Regions from separate parts of the Homo sapiens genome. Here region 1 is linked to region 2. Evidence: chromatin loops called from intact Hi-C (ENCODE). Cell type or tissue: GM12878. All regions are shown on one strand. Links, peaks and the distances in the headings refer to the core of each region. The heading gives the core; the rest is flanking DNA. Region 1 overlaps MED26 (mediator complex subunit 26). Region 2 overlaps TPM4 (tropomyosin 4).

Evidence for each region. Hi-C counts contacts between places; a loop is a spot of excess contacts. Peaks named below come from ENCODE experiments on the same cell type or tissue, not always from the same donor. Only the 100,000 strongest peaks of a DNase experiment are listed, where the experiment ranks them.
Region 1: it touches region 2 in a loop (9-fold over the local background); 3 of 110 quality-filtered maps call a loop at or near these places.

The regions. Positions count from the first base shown.
Region 1 is chr19:16,587,159-16,590,060 of GRCh38, reverse strand. All of the region lies in intron 1 of MED26 (mediator complex subunit 26), which reads left to right. Among named protein-coding and RNA genes, the nearest start is that of SLC35E1, 16 kb to the right of the region's middle. RefSeq lists enhancers at 712-761, 972-1,141, 1,392-1,461, 1,632-1,681. In GM12878, for the core only: a CTCF peak has its summit at 1,469; DNase peaks (open chromatin) are centred at 1,450 and 2,490; H3K4me3 peaks cover 2,084 bases; H3K27ac peaks cover 2,500 bases.
Region 2 is chr19:16,078,957-16,081,858 of GRCh38, reverse strand. The region is part of intron 1 of TPM4 (tropomyosin 4); the gene reads right to left. Among named protein-coding and RNA genes, the nearest start is that of TPM4, 3.9 kb to the right of the region's middle. RefSeq lists enhancers at 651-1,378, 2,475-2,704, 2,735-2,804. In GM12878, for the core only: a CTCF peak has its summit at 1,466 (motif pointing right); DNase peaks (open chromatin) are centred at 1,567 and 2,368; H3K4me3 peaks cover 2,235 bases; H3K27ac peaks cover 2,500 bases.

The DNA of each region.
Region 1 (2,902 bases), core at 224-2,723, 510 kb before region 2:
GTCCCATCCAGGGCAGGAGAGTGCAGACACGTTTCTCAGTGAGCAGTGAAGTGCAGTGCACATTGCATCACTGTGTGTTGTAGAGGTGGCCAGGGCTTGTGTTGAAGCTGTTTTCAGACCTTGTTCTGTGGGGCTCTCAGAGGGTCTGGGCCGTGGGGAACGAGGGGCTGCTTTGCCAACACCTCCCCCTCCTCCACAACCCTGACAGCTTCACCATCTGTTTCTGTAGGATGAGGTGGCCTCTAAGATCATGGAATTCACACACAGTAGGTTATTTTTAACAACCTTTGTAAATATAGTCTAGAAAATATACATCTAGAAAAGTGTACAAGTCCCAAGTTTTACAGCTGAATGAACATTTATGAACACATCTGAGAACCCCAGTCCACCCAGGTTAAGGAACAGAGCCTTTCCCCTGAAGCCATCTTCAACGTCCTCTCCTAGTCATTCTCTGCCTGCCACTACCCTGACTGCTCTCACCATCTAGAAGTCTTGCCTGCTTTTGACCTTTTAATCCAGGACAAAAAAAAAATGTGTTTTTTTGTGTTTGGCTCTTTGACTCAACGTTGTTTTGAGATTTGTCTTTGAGGTTATGTGTAGCAGCAGTTTGTTCATCCAACATTGAATGGACAGACCATGATTTATTTATTCGGTGTTCTGTTGGTGGCTGCGTGGGCTGTTTTCAGTTGGGGCTGTTCTGATACAGCTGCTCTGAGTGCATTTCTGTAGGTGCTGCTTGGAGTGGAATTGCTGGATCATAGCGTGAGTGTCCATCCTTAAATGGTGGTTACCATGGGATCCACAGAGTCACCAGACTCTTTCTTGGGTGACAGTGTCCTTGGTTCTCTGCACCGTGGCCCTCGTTGCAGGAATGCCCAATGAGAAGGCCCCTGTGCCCACTCCTGTCCCTCCAGCTCCACACAGAGCCCAGGAGCTGTGGGGGAAGGGGTGGCCCTGGACCTGAGCCAAGTGTAGTCCTCCCCTGGGGTTTCCTGGCAGCCTGGGTGAGAGCCTCAGTGGTGGCATTTTATCTGTTGCTTCTGTTCTTGACCTTGGCTGTCTCTGTCTACTCCTCCGGGTCAGTACACAGGGATCCTAACGCCCCCTCCCAGCATCCAGCGGGCCCAGAGTTTGGTAGAGCACCTGTGTGCAGTCGGTGCTCAGAGAGCATTTGATGACTTGTCTCGGGGAATTCTAGAAGGTCACTAGTTCTCAGGATCTTACAGCAGCCCAATTGGACAGGCAGGCGGGGGGCTGCTCTCCTTCGGCTTCCTCTCTCAATGGGCCTCTGAGGCTGCCTCCAGGCACCGTGCTGGGCACTGCCCTGCCTGAATGGATCTTACAGACCACAGAGCAGCCCAGCAGAAAGTGCAGTGTGCGGGTCCTCGTGGCCTGGCCCCTGGGGGCGTGGTCTCCAGCACACCATTCATGCTCTACAGACACCATCTTGTGGTTTTCTCATGCTCTCAGAGGAGGAACTGGGCTCCAGTCAGTGATAGGTCTTGCTTGCGTCAGTGCTGGAGGCCAGGTGCGGTCCCCTGCTACAGCTATGCGCGGCTCAACCATCAGGTCCTTGTCTGCCCAGCCTCAGCTAGGATCTTCCAGGCGGCGGCACAGGGTGCGCTGTTGTGTGCATCTCTGTGCTTGGCAGTCTCTTGAAGGTTGTTCCCTGTTGATTCCTGAAAAGCTGGCTCGTTCTTATTTGGGCTCTGTCTTTGGCGGAACATATATGGGCCGAGCACTGTGTGTGTGTTTCCCCCGAGGATGTTGGGTCATTTCCAGTCTTCTGCAGCTGGCATTCTTATCAGCTGCTCCTAGAAGAGAGAGGCTGAGAGGGAGAAGCCCCCACCCAGCGTGCTATCACCAGGACTCCGCTTGGCTTCCCACTGCTCCAGTTCTATCCGCGTAGCAACGAGTCAATTTACAGATGAGCTTTGAGAGCTCTTGTGCCTTCACAAAGGGCCAAATGGCAGTAAGAATCGTAAGTTCTGCAGACCTGAAGCAGAGGTCAGGAGAGTCTAGGTTGGTAGTTTGGTTGGGAAGAGCTGCTAAAAACAGAAAGTGGGAGGGAAGGACGCTGTGGGGGCAGTGGCTGTGGAGAGCAGCGCTGCCTGCCTCCTGGCTTCATCTGCAAGTTTCCCTCGCTGCAGAAGTCAGGCATGCCTACTGATGGAGCTCCTACTTCTGCCCCAAGCCCTGGGCTTCCTCTTTCTGAGTTGCTCATGGGGTTCAGTCAGGGCTCCGCGTGCTGCCTGTACTCAGGTGGCATTTCCCGTCCCCCGGGCTGAGTTGTAGCATGCAATTGCATACTTGCCCAAGCATTACAGGAGCTGTGGCTGCAGGACAGGGAGGGCCACATGGACATGACAGACCACTCAGGTGGCCGGCTGCTCCTGGGAGTAGCAGGAGGGCCCCAGCAGGAAGTGCTTTTCAAGTGGTGAGCTTGGTGGCTGTGGCCGAGACATGCACCTTCCCGTCATTGTTCCTCCCAGTGTCATTCTTCCTCTGAGAAGCTGTGAACTTGAGGCTTTGCCCCTGGGGTTTGAGGCTCCCATGAGGTCCCCTCAGAGGAAGGTGCCTTCACTGGGCAGAGCCTGGTGGACCTGCACCAGCCCCATGAGGCTGAGCGGAGAGTGCAGGGTGGGGCCCGCCTGAGGGTAAGCACAGCAGCACCCCTCAGGGCTGCGCTTTCCAGAGCTGAGAGGGAGGGCAGAGCTGGGGTCTTGGGGTGGAGGTGGGGTGGGGATGCAGGTGCCGCCTCTTGTACTGACTTGCACCAGAGGCAGTTTGGCTCCCAGCTGCCTGGGAACACGTGCGGAGTTTGTCAGAAGCAGGAAGACTTGGTGTGGCGGGAACCAAATCACAGACACACACTCTCCCAGCAAAGCCCTGTTTGATTCAC
Region 2 (2,902 bases), core at 257-2,756:
GGAGCCTCCCCCATGTCCTGCCCTCTGTTAACCTGATCTTCCCCGTCAAAGCCCACCCAGGAGTCCAGGCCATAGGGAATTTACACTCATACCAAAATTTCAGTATGATCTTCCCGGAAAATGTCTGGGAAAAACATCTACCACTCCATAGCAAAAGATGAGCATCGCCAAGCGTGGTGGCTCATGCCTGTAATCCCAGCACTTTGGGAGGCTGAGGTGGGTGTATCACAAGGTCAAGAGATCGAGACCATCCTGGCCAACGTGGTGAAACCCTGTCTCTACTAAAAATAGAAAAATTAGCTGAGTGTGGTGGCACGTGCCTGTAGTTCCACATGCTCAGGAGGCTGAGGCAGAAGAATCACTTGAACCCGGGAGGCGGAGGTTGCCGTGAGCTGAGATCGTGCCACTGCACTCCAGCCTGGTGACAGAGCAAGACTCCGTCTCAAAAAAAAAAAAAAAAAGCGAGTGTCCCAGTACAAGATGGGTAGTTGAGTCAACATAGGAGTCAAACATACCATGTGCTTTGAGATGAATGTCAGTGCTGGTCTCTCCAGCAACACAATAGACCCAACGTTAGGCTAAGATCTAAGATAGGCTCTTCTCTGAAAAAGGCACACAGTGTTACCACGTAGAGAGTTCTAGGGCTCACTGTGAGATTCTTAGAAAGCAAGGCCATCAGTGACCCGGCTCATTGTGTCCTGTGAGTTCCGCTCCCATTCACCTGAATGGCAAGATAAATGCAAGACTATGGAGCCCTCAGTTAAATGTTGGCCATGCAATTACCAAGGTGGGACGAGGCGGGGGAGCCTCGTTGGAATTCCATCCTTCAATCCGCCTGGCTGAGAGATGGCAGGACAAAAAGATATGGAAAGGGAAAGAAAACTTGGTTGCAGGCATGGAAGACATACCCCAATAGTGTTATTGGCTTTTCAAGGTGTTTTTACCTACAAGAAAGGAAGTACAATGGGAAGCATTAAACCAGGAACTCCAGGGCCAAAAAGTGCTGGGCTGGAATCCCCGCTTTGTCATTTTCTTTTTAATTTTTTTTTTGAGATGGAGTCTTGCGCCGTCACCAAGGCTGGAGTGCAATGGCATGATCTCGGCTTGCTGCAACTTCTACCTCCCGGGTTCAAGCAATTCTGCCTCAGCCTCCTGAGTAGCTGGGATTACAGACGGACACCACCACGCCTTGCTATTTTTTTGTATTTTTAGTAGAGACAGGGTTTCGTCTTGTTGGTCAGGCTGGTCTCAAACTCCTGGCCTCACGTGATCCACCCGCCTTGGTCTCCCAAAGTACTGGGATTACAGGCGTGAGCCACTGCGCCCGACCGTGCTTTGTCATTTTCACAGCCACGTGGTGTTGGGAAGGTTGCTTCCTCATCCTGGCCCTCTCCATCCCAAAGCCTGATTAGTTACCGGACTGCCTTGAGGCTGTAACTCCAGAGGGTGGCGCCGCTTATGCCCAGCAGGTGGGATGTGCCAGAGAAAGGCATCTCTTACTGCCACGGTTTTATTTTACTGCAATTTCATCCTCACACATCGCACCCATTTTACAGGTGAAGAAACCGAGGGGCCCCACTGGGGGAAGTGGTTTTATTCAGTGACTCAGAATTGGTAAGAAATGAATGGCCTCTTAAGACCCACCCAGGGCTCTTCCTTGTCAGAACCTGTCCCCTAGGTCCTGCCAGGGCTACGAGGCAAGGCGAGTTTTCCAGCGATGCCTGCTCTTTGGAAGGAATATTGAGAACGGGTCAAACGGGCCTCAACCGAGAGGAAAAGGGAAGCCACGCTAGCTTTTTCCTATCAGAACAAATGAAGAATCCCTGAACTGGGGAAGGCTATCAAAATTATTAGGAAGGCCGGGCGCGGTGGCTCACATCCGTAATCCTAACACTTTGGGAGGCGGAGGTGGGTGGATCACATGAGGTCAGGAGTTCGAGACCAGCCTGGCCAACATGGTGAAACCGCATCTCTACTAAAAATACAAAAAAATCAGTTGGGTGTGGGGGCAGGCGCCTGTAATCCCAGCTACTTGGGAGGCTGAGGCAGGAGAATCGCTTGAACCCGGGAGGTGAAGGTTGCAATGAGCCGAGATCGCGCCACTGCACTCCAGCCTGGGTAACAGAGCAAGATTCCGTCTCAAAAAAAAAAAATTATTAGGAAACCACTCCCTCTCCTGCCCTGAGTTCATACTGGGGGAAAAAAAAATAGAATGAGGCTAACGTGGCCGAAAAACTACACAAATAGAGTCAGGAAGGTTTCTCAGCCTCAGATTCCTAGAAGCAGAAAGAGGGCACTCCCACAGGTGTTTCGTATTGCAGTGTCCTCTGAAACACCAAATGCAGAGAATTGTGAAAACCACTGATGAAACTGTCTTAAGAAACGTCACTGAGGCCTTCCCATGAATGGGTGCCTTTCATTCTTTTTAATTGCCTAGATCTTAACTCCTCCTACCACCTTCAGTAACTGGGCCAGGAACTGATGTTGCAAAAACACTCTGCAACCAACACCATTATCGAATTCCAGGACATTTTCATAACCCGCCAAAGACAAACAAACAAACAAAAAACTGTGTACCCATTAGCAGTCGAGGAATTGATTTTAAAGATCAAACAGAGGTGCTTGATTCATGAGTTGTCTTTTAAGAAGTGAGTAGCCCTTATGTGGGAAATTCTGAATCCTGGCAAACAACGCTTTTGGCAGATTTTCAGCTGTCTGGAGTTGGGAGATACACGCATATCTGTACATGCATACATATATATGTATTTTTGAAAAACTGCTAGTCACGGCCGAGTCATTTTGGGTTCCACCCCTTCCTGCAATCAAAGCCTTCCACACGCTACAAAGGATTTCCCTTATAAGGTAAAAGAGGCTTGCTAGATACATGTGGCAAAGGAACAGG